Linked DNA regions of Homo sapiens: region 1 is linked to region 2. A link is a loop called in an ENCODE intact Hi-C map of the cell type or tissue named here. Cell type or tissue: endothelial cell of umbilical vein. All regions are shown on one strand. Each heading gives the region's core, and the rest is flanking DNA. Links, peaks and the distances in the headings are about the cores only. Region 1 has its middle 67 kb from the start of ZNF608. Region 2 holds the start of LOC107986391 (a long non-coding RNA gene).

Region 1 (5,372 bases), core at 1-5,000, 140 kb before region 2:
TTTGTGCTATTGCATTGCTTTTGTTCTGGGCTACAAGTTCTTTGATCTTTGAAACATGCCTTTTGATATCTGAGCTCCAAGGAGAGTTCCCAAGCAACCATATTGATTTCTTTAGTTTTTCTTCCATATCTGGCTAATTTTTATTATATAGTTAGAATTTAATTTTCTAGTCCTTCTGGACCTATTTATACTCTTCTAGAAAACCCTCTGGCCATGGGACCAAACATATATTTTCTTTTAACTTTTTGAAATGTGCCTTTCCATAGTCTAGGATGTGTGTCAGATACTGCTCAGCCTGTCTATCTTTTGCTCAGATGGATTTTAAGGCTCTCTTACTTTCTCCCAAGGTTCTCAGCATTTCTTTGTTCTAAACCTGTTCTTTCTTGAAGATCGGACTCAAGTTCAGAGTGTCCTGCAAAGTTCAAGTTGACAGACTACATCTATTTATTTGCTCCAACTTCTGTTCCTGGAGGTGAGACGGGTCCCAAATCCTACACTGCTTAGTGATGATAGTTGGTCACACCAAGCTTTGGCTCCTGTGCACAGGCACTAGCAAAGAATACCAAGGAGCAAGGATGACAGCTACAGGGGAGGTACCCAGCCTCTTTACACTGGAATGAAGGCCGCCAGGTCAATGTGTTATCCGACATAAATGAATGTGGTCTCCTTTGCCCAGAGGTGTTCCTTTGATGGTATAGAGAAGGAGATGGCAAAGCAGAGGAGGCAAGGGGACCAACATGGGAGGAAGAGAAAGCAATGAGGGGTGGGGTGGGGAGGTGGGGGACTACCATCTACTGAGACTTTATTTTGTGCCAGGCACTGTGCTAGGCATTTACACACACCTATCACTTATTTCTCCTAATACTACTGTAACACATAGGGAAACCGAGCATGATATAAGTTGACTTCTGACAGTCACAGAGCTAAGGAATGTGAAAACCAGGAATTAAACCTATATTTGAAGATGACAGTTAGGATAACAACAGTAACACAATGCCAAAAAAACAAAACCAGAAACATACAGTTCATTGCAATACAGGTATCTCAAGTCATGTGCGTCACAAAAATAATAACCTTATAAAAAAGATATACGTGTACGTCAAAGCCTTATGACAAATTTCAAGAGAATAGCTATTTTACCTTACATTATTAATAATTTTGATGTATATTACTAGAATTTTGTTGTATCTACTTTGTTGAAAATTGTACCCTTTATTTGAATATTTTTGCTGGGCAGAGTTTTTTGTTTATTTTTAGTTTTAAATCCTATTGATGATACTTCTTAGCCAAATGGGAAGAAAAATAAATAACACCATAGGGATAGTTACATACTTTGTGACCTATAAAGGAACTAGTCTTCTTGGTACATTACTGTCAGCTAAACATATAAATGTTCTTTGAAAAGTCTGCTTCTAGATGTTAATGGAGGTATTGATTTTCACCTCTGTCTTTTTTTGATAATGCCTATTTACTGTGCTACCTCCTCATCTCCATTCTGAGCTCTGCTCTCTCAAGTGTTAGTGTCAGAGGCAAGTGCCAAAACCTAGGTGACTAAGTGGGTGTCAAGCCAGCTGCAGAAACAGAGGGAAGACTTAACTAATGGCACAGGTCTTCTAAGTCAATGGACCCTGTCTCTCCTAATTTCATTATCAATTCACCACAGGAACCTGACAGAGTCCGTATGCTAAGTCAAATTCAAAAGCTCAAAAATGAAAAGGGAAAAAAAATCCATTTTCAGAGTCAGGTAAAAACATCATAATTCAGAGAAAATCTTTAGTATTGATTGATAGCCGCAGACTCCTGTCCAAAGGTTTCCTCTTTAAATTAAGAATACTAATGATTTCTCATGCTGAAATTAATAATCCCAAAGCTGCACATATTCAAAAAAGACACTAATTGTTGTACTTCAACCAGGAAGTGCCAGTGAGCAGATGCCTAACCTGTTTCCTTCAGTGACTGAGGCTGATGACGTGTCATGGTGTTCCTGAGAATCATATGCTTCCCTGGGAGGCATTCTTGTGTTTGCCAAGAGGCCACCAATTTGAGACGGAATATCCTGTTTGTTGAGGCTTCTATAACATATGATCCAATGGCTCTCTGATAAACAGATTTGTTTAAGACAAAAGTTCTTGCCTAAGTCATTTGGAGACTGAATTGTGCTTGTGGAGGAGGCGACGCAGACCCCACATGGAGACAAGCCAGGGCGGTCTGGGGCTAGAGCAAGGCACTGATCAGTTCCAGAGGAAACCAGAGCTTTCCAGATAGCCACAAAGAATTGAAACCAGGAGAGAGGAAATAGCTATTTGTGGGGAATAGGAAATTGATATTGAGAGGAAATTGATACAGAAAGATACACAGATATAGTCATTTTGCTACTATTTTCATTTATTCTGTGCTATTGTATATATTTGTGTAAGCCACATGAAAATATTTTTAGAATTGTGTAAGGGTATGAATGAATAGGTAAAGTCTCTTTAAAATATTTTAATTTTTTTTTTTTTTTTGAGAGAAAGTCTCGTTCTGTTGCCTAGGTTGGAGTGCAGTGGCGTGATCTCAGCTCACTGCAACCTCTGCCTCCTGTGTGCAAGCTATTCTCCTGCCTCAGCCTCCCGAGTAACTGGGATTGCAGGTGTGTGCCACCATGCCCAGCTAATTTTTTCTATTTTTAGTAGAGACGGGATTTCACCATGTTGGCCAGGCTGGTCTTGAACTGCTGACCTCAAGTGATCCACCTGCCTTGGCCTCCCAAAGTGCCAGGATTACAGACATGAGCTATTGCACTCAGCCCGTTTTAAGTTATTTTACTGGCAAATACTATCATTAGAAATTAGGCCAGGTGCAGTGGCTCACAACTGTAATCCTAACAGTTTGGGAGGCTGATGTGGGAGGATTACTTAAGGCCAGGAGTTTGAGATGAGCCTGAGCAACATGATGAGACCTCACCTCTACAAATAATAATAATAAAAAAATTAGCCGTGTATGGTGGCACATGCCTGTAGTGCTAGCTACTCGTGAGGCCGAGGCAGGAGGATCTTGTGAGCCCAAGAGTTCAAGGCTGCAGTGAGCTACGATCATGCCACTGCACTCCAGTGCACTCAGTGACACACAGTGAGACCCTGTCTCAAAACATAAAAATAATAAAAAAAAACTTTGTTAGAAGTAAGTAACTTTGTTAGAGGAAAAGAGTAGTTAGAAACCTTTCCAGAGTTCCCTTACAGAAAAAAAGATAAAGAGGTACCTATGTTACTAGTTAGTTACCCATCTGTTTCTAGAAAGCTTTTTGTGTCAAAATATTGGAGTCTTTTGCAACAGCCTCAGAATTTGTTTTTTGGGGTAAGCCTACCATTTTGATTGGTGCACACATTAAAGAAATTTAAATTTAAAATGTATGCTCGAATACCCTTCTGTTCATCTATGTATTATGGGACTTTACTGTTTCTATTGTAATTAGTCATTCATATGCTATCTTCCCCACCAGAATGAGTTCCTGGTGGGATCACAAAGTCTCTAACCCCTGTAAAAGTCCCTAGAACAGAGAAAGTACACAGTAGACACTCTCTGGGGATTAAGTTATACAGTGTAACTATTTTGCAGAATAGTTACAAGGATTAAATAAGATGACATAAAATCCAACATGTATCTACAATAAATCACAATAGGAATTCAACTGTTAGTTCTCTCCCTTTCTTTGAACTAAAGAAAAGATATTTTTCAATTTGTAAAGCAGCGTAGAACACGAAATATCAAGTTTCACCTAAAAAATATATATATTCTATAGAACTTGGTTTGCTTTTAAGAATGATCATATTTGAGGCCAGGCGCAGTGGCTCACGCCTGTAATCCCAGCACTTTGGGAGGCTGAGGTGGATCACTGCAAGCCAGGAGTTTGAAACTAGCCTGGTCAACATGATGAAACCCTGTCTCTACTAAAAATACAAAATTTAGACTGGCATGGTGGTGCGCACCTGTAATCCCAGCTTCTTGGGAGGCTCAGGCAGGAGAATCACTTGAACCTGGGAGGCTGAGGTTGCAGTGAGCCGAGATCGCATCACTGCACTCCAGCCTGGGTGAAGAGGGAGACTCCATCCAAAAAAAAATCATATTTGATATATTTGGAAATTTAAAGCCTAGGGAGATGGACGGGAACAGAAAAAAAATTGGAAAACAGAAAATTTGGCTTTCTTGGCCGGGCGCAGTGGCTCACACCTGTAATCCCAGCACTTTGGGAGGCCGAGGCGGGCGGCTCACGAGGTCAGGAGATTGAGACCATCCTGGCTAACACGGTGAAACCCTGTCTCTACTAAAAATACAAAAAATTAGCCAGGCGTCGTGGCGGGTGCCTGTAGTCCCAGCTTCTCGGGAGGCTGAGGCAGGAGAATGGCGTGAATCCAGGAGGCGGAGCTTGCAGTACGCCGAGATCAAGCCACTGCACTCCAGCCTGGGCGACAGAGCGAGACTCCGTCTCAAAAAAAAAAAAAAAAGAAAGAAAATTTGGCTTTCTTCTTATCAATGCTTTGTGGGGAAACAGCCTTAGGAAACGGTTGGCCTCCCTTCTTCCAGCCTCTCTTGTCACTGCCTGGAACTAATCTGGATCTTTTGGTCCATCTTGGATGTACCTCCAGGCCACAGGCCCAAACTAAGGCTGAGGTACTTTAAAGGAGCAATGGGAGGTTTGGTGCCAATGGCTCAGATAAATATTTTCTCAGACTAAGTCACTTATACTGCATGAATTCCATGGATGAGACAGCCTCTGAGCTCTTCCTCTGGAGAGTTGCCTAGCATTTCCACCTTGCAAACAGATAAGCTTTTCCTCTGAAGTCAGGGCTGCTGAGGAACATCTATTTCTCCAGGTGTTATAAGGATAGGAAACCCCTGTAGAAGAAAATGCAACGTTGATATACAGAGGGAGGGAGCAGCAATTTGCACCTAAAATGTTTTTAGTCAGTTAAGGCCAAGCTATGGCTTTGGGCTCATAGGAGGAACAATTCCCCAGATATGGTAGACATAGAGATTTGTCAGACAATTTATGTGCAGGTTTAAAAATATCCTATGTGAAATACAAATAAAAAAGATAGTAACTGCTGTGCCACAAGTGGTCTGGTCTACTCTTGTGAAAATGACCATTAGGCTACACTGAATTTTCTTTGTGATTGATTTCCATCAGACCATAACTAGCTACAAAAGTGTGACCGAAGGATGTTTCTTTCTGAAAACAATGTCTACCGTTTTAATGATTTCCAAGCACATCTTTCTCCATGAAACTTCTAATCTCTTTAAATTGCTAGTGAAAGGGGTTTTAAAACATCTAGTTACTGATTCCTGCTTCTTAGAGCTGTAATTCAAAGAGGAGCAGTGCCTCTGATCACTTAGAA
Region 2 (5,384 bases), core at 162-5,161:
CTTTGTTATTATTAATATTATTTATAACCTTAGTTCACCTAAAAATTTATTATCCCAATTTATTAGAGGAATAATGCATTCAATATGTTCATTCATGAGTGAACAGAACTAATTCGGTATATATAGGTGCACACACACACACACGGACACACACATACACCCCTGTGACACTATCCAAAACCCACAGCAACTAAGATGCCAGCCCAGAAGTAGCAACAGCGATTGAGCAACACAATTAGAAACATGTTCTTTTGAAGAAATATTCCTTGTTTTTTTTTGAGATGGAGTCTCGTTCTGTTGCTCAGGCTGGAGTGCAGTGGCGCAATCTCGGCTCACTGCAAGCTCTGCCTCCCGGGTTCATGTCATTCTCCTGCCTTAGCCTCCTGAGTAGCTGGGACTACAGGCGCCCGCCACCACACCTGGCTAATTTTTGTATTTTTTTAGTAGAGATGGGGTTTCACCTTGTTAGCCAGGATGGTCTCGATCTCCTGACTTCGTGACCTGCCTGCCTCAGCCTCCCAAAGTGCTGGGGTTACAGGTGTGAGCCACTGCGCCTGGCCATTTGAAGAAATATTTCTTTCGCTTCCATCTTACCTCTCTTTTTTAAAAAACCACCTCTTCCTTGTGAAAAATGAAATCAAAAGAGGTATCCTAGAAAAACTCAAGCCTCAGTACACTCTGTATGCAGGAACTAAGTCAGAACACATGAAAAAGGCTAGATGTGCTATGATTTAATGCAATTGGAAAAAGAATGACTTTTTTCTCCACTTTTTGATGGAGAATTCTATGAAAGAGTGTGCTGGCAAGAACAAGTTCCTCTAAGTGACATTTCATTTCTTAGCAGCTAGATAGATTAATGCTTGCTTCTTGCAGCTCATGCATTACTAGCCCTAGTACTCCTGAAATGAAAAATCATGTACTCAATTCATTCTTTATTGCATAAATGTTATACAAAGAGAATGGAAATTTGCATTTGGGTGTTCACTCCTGTTAAAATATTGCAGTCTTGATAACAGGTTGAGAAATACTATAGTGCCACTGCCCTATCATATTTAGCCTCTATAAAATAGCTTAATGGATTATATGTATAAGGTGAGGAGAAATGAAAGAGTAGAATTATGTTAAATTGCGTGGCTTCTAAATAGATTACAAAAACTTTATCCCCTTTTTAGGGCATGACTAAAGAGACCCACCTGTAAATCTACTTAATAGCCAGATCACAGGGAACTAGAGACGTCTTCAAATTATCAGCAACAGAACTCAGCCAAGGGGCCAGTGAGGTGCAAAATTCAAAAGAAAGGCAAACTCTAAAGAAATATGTAGTGAAGAATTGAGAGAGTACTGAACAGAATATTTGAAAGCAGATCTAAGAGCCACATCTGATCTCTTCTCGTCCAGACGAGAGAAAGCAATTTTCACCCAAGCAAGTCAAAGAAGCCATCTTGGATTTTCATTTGTGAAAGTGAACAATTTCTGCCTTTTTAAGTTTTCCTGACCCATGAGGTTTAGGCCTAACTTCTAGGCTTAGTACTTTGGTTAAGCTGAAGCTTTTGTTCTTCAGATATGTATTTTTTGCCTTAATTAGGACACGAGGGCTAGAGTTGGGCTGGTGTGGAAATGGGAGAGGACTGGTTTGGAGAGAAGGTGGGGAAAAGTTGTTAAGCTGCCACTGCCTTCCTACAATTGTGGAAGTTACCTGCAAGAAATCTTAAATACTTTGTAGAAACATGGTTTGAAAAGTTAAATAATGGAATTAAAATAGTTAGGGCTGGTATGCTACTCTACATGAGACAGACCATAAAATTGTATGGTTAGGAATATATTTGGAGCGTGAAATAAGTTCTGGGAGAGTGTAGGTATTTCCAACTTAATGGGTGCACACGTAGTCTTGATTTATGAGTCATTTCTTTAATATATTTGATCTGATTGTGGTTTTATCCTGCGATAAATTTTTGACTAATAATTTCACATTCCTGCCCAGCCACACGAAACTTTGGGAAACAGAACCTCTCTGTCTCCCACAATCTTCATCTGCAACCTCTTCTTTCTACAAACACTCTGGCCTCCAATGTGTCCCTCACATTGAGCTGGACACTGGAGATTCAACGACAGCTGGATTGAACACATAAAACAAGACAAAAGTTTTAATTTCTGTTGTCTTGTGGCCTCATACGCTGCTCTGGAAGCTTGCTGAGTTAGACTAAATCTGCCACTCAGAGGAAGGAATTGTTTGTGGTGATAACAAAGAGAAAGGGAAACACTTGAGGGTTTAATTGAAAGTAATTATGGCATTGGCCCGCTGCCAATGGAAAATTTTCAGAAAACGCATCTTTTGCAAGGAAGTAAACTCCCAAATAGTTGCGAAAGGAAAACCTTTTTTGAAAAAAAGCTCCAAACCCAGGTAATTGTTTTTAGCAGTTTCCCTCCCATGGGTAAAATCTTTGTATTTTCCAAAACTTTCCTGAAACACAATGTAGAACAATAATAAAATACAAGGAAATGTAATACAACTAAAAATTCAGTCTTTTCCTTAGAGAAGTCATAGCTATTTACATAGTTCCATGGGCCTCTACCGTGAAGAAAATCATAGAAATGTGGCAGAAGCCTGAAGGAAATGAAACATCCTCTGTAACTCCATTCTGTTCTATTTCTGTTGGCTTTCCCGGGAATTCAGGTAGTCAGACAGAGAAACTGAATACCCTTCTTGTGGTTGTCTGAACGTTCAAGATCTCTGAATCGGCATGGGAGCAGTAAAACAAAGTTAGGATGTGTTGGTCAGAGGAACAAGGGGAAACTTAAAATGAGTTTGAAAACTATTTGTTAAAAAATGTAAAAGCCTTTTGCCTGTCTGGTACATAAATTTGCTGAAAGGCAAATTAATTTCTAATGACCTTTCTTAAATTATACAGTGTTTGAATTTGAATGTTTAGAGACCAATGGTTTGGTCAGGTAGGCACAGTGGGTTTGTTGTTGTTGTTACTGTTATTTGTAATTGTTTTGCTGTTTTTTGTTTTTGAATGCCTTCAGGTACATTATGTATTTTTCCGTTGGCCATAGGCCCAACTGCTCCCTGTTATTTTATACATATTCAAAGTTAGTATATTTATCTTTGCAAATCTTTAGTTAGCAATTTTAGAGAAAGCCTGTTGTTGTCAGGTAATAACAAAAGCCGCCTTTGTATAAGTGCCTACAGTTTGTTAGGCACTTAATCACCATTTACCATAACAGCAATCCCATTGGTAGATACTATTATCCCACTTAAAAAGATGTGGAGCCCACTAAGTAGTAATGCTGGAATTTGAACCCAGGTAAGTCGAGCTCCAACACCTGTCCTCTTTCCGTTATGCCTCAACTTCCTTTAGATTCAGGAATCAGAGAAATCACATTATATACCAACTTTAAAATATGTCTCTTGACACAATGTACAGGATAAATGACATCTGTACGTTGTTAAGTTCCAAGATAAAAAAGTGCAAGAACCTTGAACCTCAACTAAGATTCATAAAAGAAAGAATGAGGCATTTGTTCTGGAGAAGACCAGCAACTAGGAAGAACAGATTTTTTTTCTTTTTCTTTTGGTAATACTGCCTGAGGGCCCAAAGTGGTCAACCTTTGTCATAATTCATTTGGCAGGCCCGTAAAGATAGCTCAGTCATTTAGTCTAACAAAATATTTTTTAGCAGTCAGGGTACATACTTGATTTGGATCCAGGGACAAATGGCTCTCCAAGGGCTTGCTGGCAGGTTGATGACGCGATGCATCAACTGGATGTATCAGGACTTAATAGTACTGAACCATGGAGCACATTTAAAAAGCTCACATACGTTCTCAAATATCATAGAATATAACAAATTTCATTGCCTTCAACTCAAATGATATTTAGAATATGTGCTACATCAGTCTTTCTGCTCCGGGATTCAGTAATGGTCCAAGGTTGTTGTCTTCTTTTCAAATGTAAAAAGCTTAACTTGAAATATGGGTCATTTATCTTGGGCATGGTTTGAAATGGCATATATTCGATCATGTTGTAATACATAATATCTTACAATTTAACCATAAAGGAAGTTACAGCCACACATCATTTTGTCCAAAATCACTGAGAATGGAGATGCGCTACTTAAACACATTTTCTTGAATACCTTTCTTTTACTTTGAAATCCTCCAAAATTATAAAACTAACTTTTACTCATTCAGGCTTGATTTAAACAGAATCAGCTCCACAATTGAGCTTCCTAATGACTTAAAGTTTTTGTGTAATTAGCTTTTTTATTACTAAAGTCGGGGAAAGGAGCACTAAAGACAGTCTTACGGATTTGTCTGGACCTACCTTCAACCTTCAGCACTTCAGAGTCAGAAGGTGTTGCTTTTGCCCTGCCTTCTTGTCAGTGATTATGCTTTCTTCTTTTTTGCTTACTCTGATTTTTATCTCAGAAAATAGATATTAAACTTCTAAATCTAAAATTCCAAAAACAGAAATACCAATCCCATTTATGCTTTCTTCTTGAGTTATGTCTCTTGTGGAGATGGTTAATTGGTGACCCTTCTCCTTTGCCCCCATTCCCAAAAGATATGTCTACCTCTCAACCTGCAGAGCCTATGAATATTGCCTTATCCAGAAAAAGGGTCTTTGGAGATATAATTATGTTTCTTCAGAAGAGGAGCTTATCTTGGATTATTCAAGTAGCTTCCAAATGCAATGACAGATCTTTGTAAGAGATGCATAGAGGAGACAGATGTACAGGAGGAAGCCAAGTGAAGACAGAGGCAAAGATGAGTGATCCAGTCACAAGCTTCTGACTGCCATCAGAAGCTGGAAGAGGTGAGGAACAGAATCTCCCCTAGAGCCTCTGCCTACACACTGATTTAGTTTTTTTGTTTTGTTTTTAACTGTTTTGTTCTTTTTCTGTTTAGAGATGGGGTCTCGCTATGTTGCCCAGTCTGGTCTCAAACTCCTAGCCTCAAGTGATCCTTCTCCCTTGGCCTCCCAAAGTGCTGGGATTACAAGCATGAGCCACGATGGCTGGCCCTGAATTTGGACTTCCGGCCAAAAAACTGTGAGAAAATACATTTCTTCCATTTTAAGCCACCAAGTTGGTGCTAATTTGTTACAGCAGCCACAGGAAACTAATACAGGAGGTTTCTGTCTTTTCCAGACTGTGTAGAAGAGCTACATATTATTGGCTTTGCTTTTTTTAACAAGTAAATTTATATGTTTTGTTAAATTGTTCTTTGCTCAAACTCTGTAAACTTCAGACAAATTAAGTTTAACAGAGGTGAATTGAGCAAAGAACAATTTATGAATTGGGCAACACATGCCACATCCTCCCCTCACCCACCAGAATAAATTCAGAGTGATTTCCCTCCTGCCATGTGATCAGAGAGGA

What was found. Hi-C counts contacts between places; a loop is a spot of excess contacts. Peaks named below come from ENCODE experiments on the same cell type or tissue, not always from the same donor. Only the 100,000 strongest peaks of a DNase experiment are listed, where the experiment ranks them.
Region 1: it touches region 2 in a loop (2.8-fold over the local background); 1 of 110 quality-filtered maps calls a loop at or near these places.

What each region holds. Positions count from the first base shown.
Region 1 is chr5:124,810,971-124,816,342 of GRCh38, forward strand. No RefSeq gene overlaps it. Among named protein-coding and RNA genes, the nearest start is that of ZNF608, 67 kb to the left of the region's middle. In endothelial cell of umbilical vein, for the core only: no CTCF peak of the experiment used is centred there; a DNase peak (open chromatin) is centred at 2,051; H3K27ac peaks cover 857 bases.
Region 2 is chr5:124,946,373-124,951,756 of GRCh38, forward strand. It overlaps LOC107986391 (a long non-coding RNA gene), which reads left to right and starts at 4,480. Exons shown (of 5, transcript XR_001742528.2): 1 at 4,480-4,819; 2 at 4,912-5,054. In endothelial cell of umbilical vein, for the core only: no CTCF peak of the experiment used is centred there; a DNase peak (open chromatin) is centred at 2,279.